Linked DNA regions of Mus musculus: region 1 is linked to region 2. The links are chromatin contacts, found by Hi-C or POLR2A ChIA-PET in ENCODE. All regions are on one chromosome and are shown on one strand. The core of a region is the stretch at or near the end of the contact, and the rest is flanking DNA. Distances in the headings are between cores, read along the strand shown.

Region 1 (7,205 bases), core at 751-3,250, 36 kb after region 2:
TTGTTACAACTGAAAACAGGAGGCAGAAATACTAGGACAAATTAATATGAGCTGCCTTGGAGTTGAGTTGGTAAAATTCTTAAGAGAAAGTTTGATAAGGACTGACAAGTAGGAACCAGCTATAAAATTTATTCTGTATGTCGTCCTTGAGCATTTTTAAATAGTCTTTCATTTGCAAGGAAAGTTGGATAAATCGCCACCCGTTTTTAGCTCCTCTTTTCACCAGACCTTGTCCAGACTCTTGAGGTCAGCCTGGCCAGCCACAGCTCTAACTTTACTCAGAATCTACTGTGCATTTAGTTCATTTTTTTCTTGGTGAGAAGAAGTGCTTTTCCCATATTTTATAAATAAGGAGTCTGGTTCTCTTAGAGATTGAAGCCCGTTCCCGGGGTCCATTAGCCAGCAATGGTAGAGTTCTGTCCAGTCTAAGCTCAGTGCAGAATGGTGCTGCCACCATTGCTACCCCATCATACTTTGCAAAGCATTTTTGTTTATTAACTTAACTGCTATTGCCTATCAACAGAGGTTTTTTTAGAAACATTATTCTCTCCATAGAAAACTAGGCCTGTTTTTTAAAAGTACAGTTTTACTCATGTATTACACTTACACTTTAATTCAAAAGAAAATACGTGTGGACAGTGCATATTTACATTTTTTCAATTTACTGAATGATTGTATTCTCCAGAATTTGAGATGGCTGTTTATAACTTGCCTCCATGGTTCTTAAGTGTACAAACAGAAGCTATTATATTAACCATTGACAGCTTTGGTTGTGTAAAGAGCCATACCCTTGGTATCTCACAATCACGCCTCTCCCATTGGCTCAGAAAACCCAATTTTTTTTTCCAATGAGTTGCTAACATTTACAGATCTTTTAACTCTGTTCTCATAGTTTTATTGGGTTATTGATCTATAGGAACTGTACATATTTAATGTGTGATTTAATATCTGTGAAACATAACTTCAATAAAAATGATGAATATAACCATTTCTCTCAAAAAGTCTCCTTGTAATACCATCTGTTTGAAAGAAACACGCCCCTTTATTTCCTCAATCTAGTTTGGAGCAATATGTCTGGTCAGGGACTCAGCTGACTGATCTAGACCCCAGCCTTGCCCTAAAGTCACCATGAAAGTCAGAGTGAATTCCTTCTTTTTGCCAGCCCTTAGTTTTCCCATTTAACAAAGGAAGGTGTTAAGCTTGAGGGTCCCCAAGGCCTCCTACAGCTCAAAAACAGAAACAATAAAACTAAGAGGGCAGTGTACTTAGAGTATTGGTTTGGGTCTGAATGGTTTTACTTTAGAATCTAGGTGTCCCTAGAGGCTGGGGACCAGCTGGCCTACTCTGTCACTCCCTGCTTTACTGATTGGTTTTCATGGAATCATTTTATTTCTTTTCAATCCCTTTCACCCTAATACAAGGTCACTGACCTCTTTCCACGTTGGTCTTCAAAACACCTAATTCAGAATATAGAACTGTGACTTGGGCGGCGATGCTGGACCTGCAGCAGCTAGATCTAGATGTTTGATGCTCTACGGCAACAGTGGCTGAGGACAAGGTCATCAGCTCTGGCTTTTCAAGACAGTTTAGGTCTTTCCTGGGAGAAAGAAACATGTTGTATCTATGTATTTCAGGACTGGGGGAAGGGATGCAGATTGGAGTTTAATTAAAATTCGGATCCCTCTTTTGCCCACTTCCTTGCCAAGTTGGGAGCCAACCCTTCTGTGTGGGGTTCTGGAGATTTTGCTGTGATAACAAAGAGTTGCCTTCAAAATTCTGGCAAATGTACCGAAAGCCTCAATATGCTCACCAGGTGCTTCAGCGAGGCCTGGCTCGGTGCTGCCTTTTGTCTGTTCTTGCAGATACCTGTCTACCACTGCTAGGTCTCTTGATAAATAGGGAACTATAGAAAGAGGTGGGCAAAAATTTGAGCGGGCTACAAACGAGAAACCAGTTTCACCACAGCGTAAAGGTCTTTCCATAATGCTTTTGTCTTCTAGGTAGCTAAGTGGGACTTCTGAGGAGGGGGAGCTCAGATTTCTTCTTGGCCAACCATGGGGTTCCTTCTGCTTTGGTTCTGCGTGCTGTTCCTTCTGGTCTCCAGGTTACGGGCGGTCAGCTTCCCAGAAGACGATGAGCCCCTCAACACGGTTGACTATCACTGTAAGTCACACAAAGCCATTTCCTCGTTTGCAACGGAAGCCTTTTGTTTGTCTTTGCCTAGGTCTATTCATTTTCAGCATCAGAGACAAATTTTAATATGTCTTTACAATGTTTTGCACATTAAATCATCTGCAGTCTTTCCCTCGGCTGTGCAGAAACTGAGCCAGTTCTGTTGGGCGCCATCCTGCAGCAGCCCAGACATAGAGATTATATATTTTCAGTAAAAAAGAAAAAGACCATTTGCTGACAATTCTCCATCTTTTACTAATTTATATTCAAGACCTTAAGAGAGGAATTTAGTTAAAACCCTTCCTACAAGTGCTATATACAGCTAATCAATGCTGGCTATTGATTCTTCAGCTCTGTAATCCTGACTGATGGTTTAGCCCATTTTTACTTGCAGATTCAAGGCAATATCCGGTTTTTAGAGGACGCCCTTCAGGCAACGAATCGCAGCACAGGCTGGACTTTCAGCTGATGTTGAAAATTCGAGACACACTTTATATTGCTGGCAGGTAATTTTCCTTTCGTTGGTTTATTAGATTAAAATTCTTTTCTCTTGTGGTGCTTGCATTAATGTGTCTAGTTCATGAAAAACTAATATGTGATTGTGATCAAAAACTGCAAGTAGCCAAAAAATACTCTCATGAAGAGCGTGCTGGGTACCAGGATAGAAAGCAAAGTTAAAGCGTTCAGTGTCACATCCAGAAATCACACATCATTATTTTGTCCCAAAGCAGTGGGGTTGGGGGAAATCATTCTTTATTCTTTCTTAACTTAGACTTTTTCAGGCAAATATCAGAAATATGTCTGTGCTTATGCCCAGTCAGTTTGCCCCAAGCCTGGAGAGAAAGGCTGTGCTTGTCCTGGCTGCAGCAATGCATAGAAGCATCTCACTAATGAGAAAGTACCCTGTTGACTTTGTTCAAGTCACAGAGAAGCCAGATGATCTTCAAAGCACAGTAATGGCAGATCTGTAGAGGTGAAACAAGAAACAGCATATAGCATTGATGCATTCGCAAGGTATGACTGAACTGCCTTGTTTCCAACAGGGATCAAGTCTATACAGTGAACTTAAATGAAATCCCCCAAACAGAGGTGATACCAAGCAAGGTGAGCAGCTAGCTACAGAGGGCGAGTGTATCCGCACTCCCCGGAGCTTCAGGAATGCCCCCCCCCCCATTCAAAGTGCATCCAGTTAACACTAAACTTTGATTTTACTTGCTTAATCTAGAAGCTGACGTGGAGGTCCAGACAGCAGGATCGAGAAAATTGTGCTATGAAAGGCAAGCATAAAGTGAGTGCAGTGGACGGGTGCCTGCCACAGTCTCCTCTCGGTGGCTTTGCCACCATGACATCACCATGGGAGATGTCTGACTGCCGTGTGATTTTTTTTTTTTTTCCTTCAGGATGAATGCCACAACTTCATCAAAGTCTTTGTCCCAAGAAATGATGAGATGGTTTTTGTCTGTGGTACCAATGCTTTCAACCCGATGTGCAGATACTATAGGGTAAGTATCGGTTATAAGAGGAATTTTTTCCTCCTCAACTATAATTTCCTTCACTGGTATACTATTAGAGCTGAACCTTCTCTGCTGTAACCCAGAGATTTATCTTATCTCCGTTATAAGAGAATATAAAACAGAATCCCTCAAATAGAATTTCAGTATAAATAAAGCAATATTACCTTCAAACAAGTACATTGAACAGATGTGACACAAGCGATTTTTTTTCTCTTGTAGTTGAGAACGTTAGAGTATGATGGGGAAGAAATTAGTGGCCTGGCACGATGCCCGTTTGATGCCCGACAAACCAATGTCGCCCTCTTTGCTGGTAAGAAGCTACAGTGTTTTGAATATCACTGATTAATGGCATTGAATATGCAAGAGAATTTAAAGGAAGACAAAGCTCATACCTTGGATAGAGACCTTGACACAAACGTTTCAAAGGCTAAAGCCTGCGAACAAATTATTAAGAAGAATACGTGAAAAAAACAACAGGTGAATCTCAGTGACAAGTATACGTATTCTTACACGGGGCTCTATTATTAACTGACCCTGAATACATCGCTTAATTTTGGGTGCTTAGATCCTTCACCTGTAAAATTAGGTAATATCGTAGGACAGCCAGTTAGAGGTTGAGGGATGAGCACTCGTGTAGTTTATTGCATAGCTAATGGTGCCAGGTGAAACATTGCAGAGGGTAGCTGTGCTAACACCCTATAAGTAATCATGGTTATTTTACCAAATTATAACTTTGGTTTCAGATGGAAAACTCTATTCTGCCACAGTGGCTGATTTCCTGGCCAGTGATGCTGTCATTTACAGAAGCATGGGAGATGGATCTGCCCTTCGCACAATAAAATACGATTCCAAGTGGATCAAAGGTGCCCAAAGGAGCGTTGCCTTGGGGCTTGGGGGAAGAGTTAGAAGGCTTAACTGGGAGCAGCAGTCAAGGCCAATGGGAAGTTCGGAGCATAACTTTGCTCATCTAGAATGAGCACATGGAGTTTTGCTTATTAAATATGACATTGGCAGGGAATGAACAGACTAGTAGATATGTCAGGGAATAAGTTCGTTCAGGCAGTCATGCAAGTGGCCAAAGCAAAAGTGAACAAGTAGATGCTTTGTCTTTGTGTGACAAATTGTCCTAACTCCAAATGCTTACAGCACTACCCTCCCATACCACAATACTACCTTCCTATACACGTCTACCCATTTTGAAACTTTATTAGTGAGAATTGATGAGTTCATATTTATAGAGCCATCTTGTTCATTAAATTCTGAAAAATCAAGGGTTTTAAAAAATTCTCAATATGAGATTTTTCTTCCCTAGTTAAAGAGGTTAATGAATAAATCTGTTAAAACAAAGACCTTTGCTGTAGCTCAGTTCGCTGCAGGCCTTTTTCTTTTTTACAGTCCATTAGCTGACTTTAAAGACACGGGCTCTTGAAGCTTGAACACGCCCATATCAGGATGCCTTAGAATCATGGCTCCAAGTATGGTTATATAACAGAGCCGACAGTTGGGGGTCCTCCACTAACTGAATTATCCTTCAAGAATGGTTTGTTTTCAATTTTCTTTCAGAACCACACTTCCTTCATGCCATAGAATATGGAAACTATGTCTATTTCTTCTTCAGAGAAATCGCCGTGGAACATAATAACTTAGGCAAGGCAAGTATATGTGTTTGACGTGCACACTGTGGACTTAAGCTGAACGAAATCGCACCCACTCTGGAAGGGTGATGGGTGCTCTCCTGTGCTGTTTCAAAGGGCTCACTTGAGTGCATTTAAGGGCGAGTAAGGGAGCTGGGTTGCTGATGGTACCGCTAACTGCTGGGAAATACTTCACAATGCTTAGAGTGGGAACAGCTGCCTCCTCGGGCTTTCAAAAGCTTTCATATTTTTATTTCTATCACCATAGAAAGTGGAGGCCTTTTTTACTCTTTAGAAAGCCATTGATGGTCTCATCCTTTCCCGTGTCAAAGGCAGAATGGAGAATGGGAACCCCTGTTCAATTTGGAGTGTTTCTGTAAAAGCCCACGTGCCCCTTAAGTATTGCAGACTCTTCTACGACCACATTCAAGGACCACACATCTTATTAATAATATGAGAAGCAGTAGACAAAGTTAGAGGCAGACGCACAGCCATGGTTTTCATCTAGCTGGGAAGATAGATCGCTCAGGTCTCACGGAGCATGCTTGTCAGAGTGAGAAAAGCTCTTCATGCATTCTAACTGTGCGGCAGTACAGGGAGGAGGTGGCTGGTTCTGAGCCAGACATCTATTTTCTTTTGTTTCCTTTGGTTTCTGTTTGTGTCCCTCCCTTGAGTGGCAGCATTTTGTTGTGTTCCTCTTCTGTGCTCACAGTCCTCATGGCTTGGTTCTTGTCTCTGGGCAGGCTGTGTATTCCCGCGTGGCTCGCATTTGTAAAAACGACATGGGTGGCTCACAGCGGGTCCTGGAGAAACACTGGACTTCCTTCCTTAAGGCTCGGCTGAACTGCTCCGTTCCTGGAGATTCCTTTTTCTACTTCGACGTCCTGCAGTCTATAACAGACATAATCCAAATCAATGGCATCCCCACTGTGGTTGGGGTCTTCACCACACAGCTCAACAGGTGGGAACAAGCAGAACCCCGCCCCCCCACCAGGGGCTCCATGCTCCCTGTGGGAACTGGGCATGGCCCCCACTGTCAGCCTCGTCCTTATGATTGTATCACTTTTCAGCATTCCTGGTTCTGCAGTCTGTGCCTTTAGCATGGACGACATTGAGAAAGTGTTCAAAGGGCGGTTCAAAGAGCAGAAAACCCCAGACTCTGTTTGGACAGCAGTTCCCGAAGACAAAGTACCAAAACCAAGGTAAAGAAAAGAGGCAAAGGTTTGTTTTATTGAACAGCCTTCCTCCCCCCTGAACATCAGGACCATCTTAATATCTGTCATTCAACCTCCCACCCCAGCAGGGCATCCCTCCGAGGCCAATACATGTTATCCTGTTATACCCTGTGCATTTGGCTCTGCAAATGCCCATAAAATTCTGGGAAATGACATTACTGCTCTAGTTTTTCTGTCCCTCCTTCCTTTCTTGACCTCTTCTCTACAGAATGTGTGCTTACCCCTTAAATCCAGCATGCGAGAAAATGATCAAAAGTTGCTGTTTTCGTTTCAGGCCTGGCTGTTGTGCCAAACACGGCCTCGCAGAAGCTTACAAGACCTCCATCGACTTTCCAGATGACACCCTGGCTTTCATCAAGTCCCACCCGCTGATGGACTCTGCCGTCCCACCCATTGCCGATGAGCCCTGGTTCACAAAGACACGGGTCAGGTGAGACCACAGGTCGTCTACTCCTACCCTTCTCTCCTGTCACAGGCCTCCTGATCTGACCCGCCTCTTTCCCCCACTAGGTACAGGTTGACAGCCATCGAAGTGGACCGTTCAGCAGGGCCATACCAAAACTACACAGTCATCTTTGTTGGCTCTGAAGCTGGCGTGGTACTTAAAGTTTTGGCAAAGACCAGTCCTTTCTCTCTGAATGACAGTGTAT
Region 2 (6,905 bases), core at 1,316-3,815:
CCTAAGCCATGTCTTCCTGTTGGCCAGAAAGCCATGGCATCATCAGGGGTCTCAGGTAGTACCTCTCCCAACGCTCCTCTCCACGCAGGGTTTTCTTCTCTAGGATGGCAACATGGAAGGACATATGGCAATATTCACTCTTGAAAAGGTGCCCTCTGGGTGCACAGACTGTTCAGTTCCCGATTGTGTCAGGTGACAACCTATTGCATACTTCTGTGCCATTTCCCAGAGGTGTTCATGGGCCATAGCTCTGGGGTTGAAGATGCTTGCCTGAAACCTGACCATGGATTCCAGCATGCTGCCCACTGTTCTTCATAACTGCTTCAACAGTGCTCTTTGACCAGTGATCAGACATGCTGCTGAGATGTTCCTTCTCCCATGCAGTAACTTTTTGTTATTGTGCTTTTTCCTTCAGAACTCCTATGGGAGAGAAAACTTAAAACCAGATATTCATTGCCATTACACATGATGCTGAAATTTAGGGTTTTCAACATGTATTTAAGGGAAGGAAATATAGGTTTCAAGAGTAAGCATTCAGTGTGTCAGTACATGCATAATAAGGCCTCAGGAGGACCTGCAACCACTTAGCCTGTTATTGGAGTCTGCATTTAGCAGTAGAGGCAATGGTTTGCACTGGCACAAAAGAACTGGAGTGGAGGAAGTGCCTTAAGAAAACACTTCTGCTCCTCAGTGGACCATCAGCACACCAGGAAGCTAGACCCTTTACCTTTGCCAGTACCGCACTTGTAACCACAGGAGTGCTTGGAAGATCTCAGACTTCCCTTGGGTAATTGGCAGATGGGAGAAAGATAGATCTGAAAGCAATAGACGAAGAAAGAGAGACCCCAGAAGTAGTGATCGTATTCCACTGTTTCTGTTCTTGTCACTGTCACAAGCGTGTTCATTCAACTTTGACCGAGGGTCTCCTCTGCATGAGTTCATGGAGGAACATGACACGATTCCAGAGCTCTAAGCAAATAGCCACAGTAGAATGTGGTGTGTTTTAAGTGCCAGAGATGATACACCCAGGCCTGTGGAAGCTGAGAAAAGGGAGGTTATTTCTGGCAAGGGTGGTCAGGGAAGGCCCTGTGGAGCCACTGATATTTGAGCTGGTCCCTGAACTAGGTAGGACTTGGACAGGTGGACAGTGAGAGGTGGTGGGGGAGGTGTTGACAGAGAAGGCATTCCAGGCATAGAGAACAGCTTAGGCAAAGGGCCTGGGATGGGGTGGGTTTGGGGTCAAGGTCAGATGTCTGCATTTGAGTCCTTACCTACTGCAGAGTTGTATTTCAGGTGCGCAGTGGCAGTTGGCTGTGCAACCCACAAAGATGTGTTGGGTGTCCCTGAGCTGCTGGCTTCACAGAGTAAGCCCTCAGAAGGCATGGGATCAATCCGGGGCAACTCAGACTGCTCCGTGATGAGTGGTGAAAACCCCATGTCAGCTGCAGGTGGATCATGTATACAGGAACTCAGTAGTGAGGACCCAGCGCGAGAGACCTCTGCTCACGGAGGTACTGAGCAGAAACAACCTAGGTTGTTGATTTGTCTGCTTTATAACACGAAAAGACTTTAAACAAAGACTCTTCAATTTTTGTTTTTAAACGTGCATTCTGGAAGGGAAAGAAGATGATGTGGAGACAAGAAATAGAGATGAGAATAACAACATTGAAGCCATGGTAATGAGATGGACCGGAGTGTAAGGCCCATTTAGATGGCAGCTCCCTAAGGCTGTGGCCTGGTTCAGGTCAGCAGAGGGAGAAGCACACGTGTTTAGCAAATGTAGTAAATGTCTGAGCGAGTTTTATCGTACTGCAGATGTAGTCTCCCCTGGCGGGCAGCCTGCACAGAGTGGTTTGAGGCTGGGGCAGCTTATTCCTAATAGAGGAAAATGACTTGGAAAATTATGACTGCATCCTTTAGGAAGTGAACATTTCCTTTGTGGTTCCAGGGCAACTTTCTGATACCAGGGCTGGCTCTCTGTGTCATTTCCTCCCTAACACTGTGACTCCCCCTTCCCCATTCCAAACCTTCCTCCAAGCTAAGTAGCCATTGTTAACCCAGAGGTTAATGTAAATTAGAATCAACACACAGTTAAGTTTAATGGCCAATAATAAACATGGGGTGGGGGGGTGGGGGGAGGAAAGACAGACATTCTGTCCTGTAAGTGTGCTTATTAGAGTGTGTAACAATGAAGGAGGAATAAGGTGAAAATGGGGACATTCGGAATGGTCAAGTCAGCTGCTTTCCCAAGCCTTGTACCTGCTCCTGGCTCAGTGTCCCAAGGTATATACAAGTCTCTCACAAGCTAATGCTCTGCATGATAGTCTTAGCGAAGCATCGCTGCCAATTAAACATCAATCAGAAATTACAAAATAGGTCAGTAGGGAGAGGTCTAACCATGAACAAATCCAATATGGGAAACAAACTTTTTAGGAATATTCCAATGACTTAAAACAGAGAGCCTGTTGAGTCTAGCCGTTGATCTGCCGCCTGCACAGTAGCTTGAAGAGAAAGGCACACGGCTCCCCTGTGTCCAGTACAGTTGCCTCTAAACCTAATCTAAAATAAGCTGGCCTGGCTCAGCGGGGCTAATAATAACAGTGCATGCTATGTGTCTGCCCTGCGCTGTGGCACTGTGCCTAGCACTTTAAATATGTTGTCTCATTTAATCGTCTCTCCGCCCCCGAGAATGTAAGGCTGAGAGCAAGGGGCTGGCATATGTGAATCCTCACGATGTGCCTGACAGGAAAGCAAATCTGCTAAATCATTTGATCAGCATCCTTTAAGATGGCTACATTGAATAGCATACTCATTGTACAGAGGAAGAAACTGAGGCATGGGAGAATAAGTATGTCCTAAGTTAAACCACTACTCAGTAGTGAAAGTGGGGGGAGCTAGGATCTGTGAGAGGGAGTGTAATTCCATGGATAAACTGTGTGATCTTGAGCAAGTTGCTTAACCTCTCTGAGGCTTATAAACGGGAGACTGTTCTAGGAGTACCTGTGTCTGAAGACTGTTGTGAGACATTAATGAATTAATATTTGAAAAGCATTATAGTAGTGGCTGGCATGCAGCAGTGCTTTAAATATACCACTGTCTGTTAGGTAAAAATAAAGACAGCCTGGCTCCAGAGCCTGTGTGACTCTGGCATTGCTCTTTGACTGGCGTGTGGCTTGTGACCGGCTCCACAGCACCTCCATACACTGGTGACTGGTTCAAGCAGGCTGGGAAAGGGATTGCTGTAGGTGGCCTGGAGACCGGCCTCAGCCTCTCCGTGCTTCTGTTGAAGATCCCAGATGTCTGCTGTGTGAGAGACATGACGTCAGAACCTGGAGTCCACTGCTAGTACTGTCAAAGAACAGTTTCAATAATTGGTGTGTGTTCTGGGCTGGTGGCTCCTTGGCTTGATGAACCCTGCCATAAACACTCAGGCACAGTCCTGAGCTACTCCAGGCTTCTGACCCATCACCATGGGTAGTCCTTGAACTTTAAAATTCATCAACATCATCCAGATTAAAATGCAGGTTCCCAGAACCCTAACCCTCCCTCAGACTTAACAGGTAACTAACACCTATTGTCTGTTGACTATTCTTTGAGAAAAGAGCCTCCAGTGTAGCCCAAGAATCCCTGATAGCCAGGCACCTGCTGATGGCCTAGCATCTGGCAGGGCGGGGGTTTTTGCAGGTTCCCATGTCAACACATTACTTGATAGCAAGATGGGTGTGAACAGGCTGCTAGCTAGACATGAGCTCTTCCTGCCAGCCCAGGGCATCTCAGTTAGCTTATGAAAGAAAAGAGAAAGCAATAAAACACACCGCAAGCTAAAGAGGCTTATTGTTAAAAGCTCTAGTTTGTAAAAGATTTCCACCATGAGGAAAAATCAGGAAAGAAAAAAAAAAAAAAGGAGCCTGGCTTATTTCTGCTGACTGGCCTGTATCATTTCATAAGCGGGGCCCTGGGCCAGTATTCCTATCAACAGTTCTTGATGCAATGATAAACTGAGATAAGGGTAATCAAACTTCATGCTTCAGGGCACCAGGTGATTGCCTGCTGTGGTCAGGATGGAATTCTTCCCCCTAGTGCTTTGCACAATTGACTAGACACATTAGACAGAGGTGTGTGTGTGTGTGTGTGTGTGTGTGTGTGTGTGTGTGTATGTGTATGTCTTTTCCATGCTTGAGAGAATGGCACTGAGGCCTGGCTGGAAACTCCTCTGACTGAGCCCACATGGGAAGAAGAAGAGTGTCTGGAGCGTGCAACCCCATCACCCTTGGTTATCATCACTTATCGCTACTCTGTATCTATTGATACATATCACATGCTGAGGTCGTAGCACACTGCACTTAGAAGCAGGTGCCCCGATCTCCATCCATGGTCAGCCAATCAAGTTTCCTCATCTGTTGATGCTCTGCTGCCCTGTGAAATTATAGTTAGTGTCAGATACAACAATACATGGAAATGAAAGTGCTGTTAAAATGTAAGGTGCCATTACAACATAATGAAATCACTGCTCATTGTAAACAGCCGTCGATACATTTATGCTGGAATACTGTCATGGCCGTAATGACTGAGCATTGGGTTCTTAGTCTGTGTGGAGCACTGAAAGGTGTTATTTACACTCTCCCAGGGTCCTGTGTTAGTGTGTTGGGACACCTGCTTGTTTTATTCCCATTTTGTAGGGAATGTCACAGATCTCTGAGGAAATCCTGAAGGAATGTCACCTTCTCATAGATGACTACAAACCAGTAACCCACAGCAATTGGGATTTATAACTTCATAGTCAGAAGGAGCAGAAGTCTGTGATGTGTGTCAGTGGGCCCATATGGAGGCACATAGGTGCTGGGGGCAAACGCTTCTCTTTGCTTTCTATGATCTCCGTGGCTACGGTCAGTCCTTGCTGGTTGCCCCTTCCTCCATGTTTGCAGTTACTATCTGGCTTCTGCATCCCTGACTTCTCTGCCTCCCTCTTCCACATGATAACTCTGGCCTCAGAGACGCCCCATGACTAGTTCCCAGGTTTAGAGTCCTCAGCCTAATCGCCTTTTGGCTAAGGAAGGTAGCATATTTTAAGGGTGGCAGGAGCCCTGGGGTTGACGCTTCTCAAGGGTGAGGTCATTATTCTGCCTAGCATAGGCCAGGACCTTATGAGGACCATGAAATAGTGGAGTCAGAATATCTGCCCAGTTCTGACTTTGGAGCCTGTATCTCCACCACTTGCTGTAAATCTCCTCAATTTAACTGATGGAGAAAACAATCCAACCATAGACATAAGTGGTGGAAAAAGCTATGTTGCTCTTAGAATAATCAATTGGGAGCTTTTAAATATAGTCATGCTATTTGGTAACAACCCAGACCTGACCTATGCTGATCTTCATGTCATGCTCCATATTGAATATGCTACATACACAGTTGGGTATTTGTTGTTGTTGTTGTTGTTTTGTTTTCTATGTGGAAGGTATTTACTAACTGAATGGAAAGTGGTTCCTGAATCCACTTGTTTTTCTCTGACAAAACTGGCTGAATGTAATTTGAGAACCTGAGCCATTTTGAAGCCTGAGACCTGTGGGGAAGTGTTTCAAAGCGACTGACTACTCGGCAGGGGCGAATGGAGAAGTGGATGGAGAGGCGTGACAGACGCGACTGTCTTGTCACTTGCTGATTTTGGCACAGCCTCTTGGCCAAGTGGATGGAGTTTCTCAAGCAAGACTATTGTGCTCCTTCCCTGATGACCATGACTGTCTCTGGTTTGTGAAGCTTGAAGTCCCCAAAGGCCAGTCCTTCAATTACTGTCCTATGTTCTGCTAGAACTCAAAGAGCAGTAGAAAGTTCTCAAGGCCTCTTTTCTATCTGCTGTGTAAAGTCAGTTCTAATTTTGAAAGTCACCCTGTATACCTGTCACCATAAAAGATTTCAGAACAGTTTAGAAGTGGATTAAGAATGCAGAGCTAGGAGTCTGGAAGCTAGCCTTGCTTGACCACCAGCTTGAGGCTCGAGACAGGCGCTAACCTACTGGCCACCGTTTTCTTCTTAGAACAAAATTAATTTGGGGGCAAACTAGTACCTAGGACCTCCAAGGTTCTAATAACGGGGTTCTTTAATGCTACATCTGTCTCCATATTGTATCTTCCTCCATTGTAAGAACGAATACCATGATGACTTAAAAAGCCAACTTGAGTGTGATGCACTTGTGTGCACATAGAGCCAGGCAACAGATAGCCCGACTTTTCAAATTTATTACTGTCATTTACATTTTACAGCACTCTGCCCTTTCCTTTGGGGATCACTTATACTTCATTGCTGTTAATATAGTTTTTAGACTCAATTTCCAGAAATGCATAGATAATATTTTCAGTTAGCAATAACTGTACCTCATTCAGCTCTCGGGAGTTGGTGCACTGCTACAGCACAGCCTCTCTGTAATTTTCACTTGCGTCCCTGAAGAACCACCCCCCCCCCATCTTAAACATGTCACACTGAGAGGGCACCTGAGCTTCAAAGGACAGAGATGGATCTGGCTTATGGGCTGTGACTGGTTTAGCATGTACTCCAGAAAGCTGTAGGCTGATATCCAAAGTCAGGGAGAAAAGCAATGTCTTTGTTGATCATCAAATTCTTTTCAGGAAAGAGGAAAGTGGTCCTCCAAAACAAATGTGCCATCTTTGATTGAATGCAATAGTCTCCATCATCCATGGAGAGTTAATTTCCAGAACCTTTTCCAGTGGGTGCCAAAACCCTGCATGTACCATGCCTTTCCTCACACAGAGATAAATACCTGTAATAAACTTTAATGTTTATATTTAGATACAGTAATAGATTAATAACAGTAGCTAATAATAAAATGGAAACATTACAGTAGTACGCATTGATAAATGCTGTGCTAGTCTGGTATCTTTCAAAATAGCCAT

What was found. Hi-C counts contacts between places; a loop is a spot of excess contacts on that map. ChIA-PET counts read pairs that join two places held with the same protein, here RNA polymerase II (POLR2A).
Region 1: a map of heart shows a loop between it and region 2 (2.8-fold over the local background). The contact joins the promoter of Sema6d here to the enhancer-like site in region 2. A Hi-C loop is called at or near these places in 12 of 37 maps with a recorded cell type or tissue (gastrocnemius, heart and left cerebral cortex). POLR2A ChIA-PET finds 5 or more read pairs at or near these places in 1 of 5 experiments (Patski).

What each region holds. Positions count from the first base shown.
Region 1 is chr2:124,651,581-124,658,785 of GRCm38, forward strand. It overlaps Sema6d (sema domain, transmembrane domain (TM), and cytoplasmic domain, (semaphorin) 6D), which reads left to right and starts at 2,001. Exons shown (of 18, transcript NM_199241.3): 1 at 2,001-2,163; 2 at 2,567-2,678; 3 at 3,216-3,276; 4 at 3,398-3,460; 5 at 3,573-3,674; 6 at 3,906-3,996; 7 at 4,430-4,549; 8 at 5,250-5,338; 9 at 6,064-6,281; 10 at 6,391-6,522; 11 at 6,830-6,985; 12 at 7,066-7,205. The coding sequence starts at 2,055.
Region 2 is chr2:124,615,031-124,621,935 of GRCm38, forward strand. It overlaps a transcript of Sema6d not described here. Among named protein-coding and RNA genes, the nearest start is that of Sema6d, 35 kb to the right of the region's middle. Within about 2 kb of position 2,566, at least 1 of the 3 ENCODE cell types and tissues checked has a DNase peak (open chromatin) inside an H3K27ac peak, as active enhancers do; it is heart, where a contact is called at or near this core.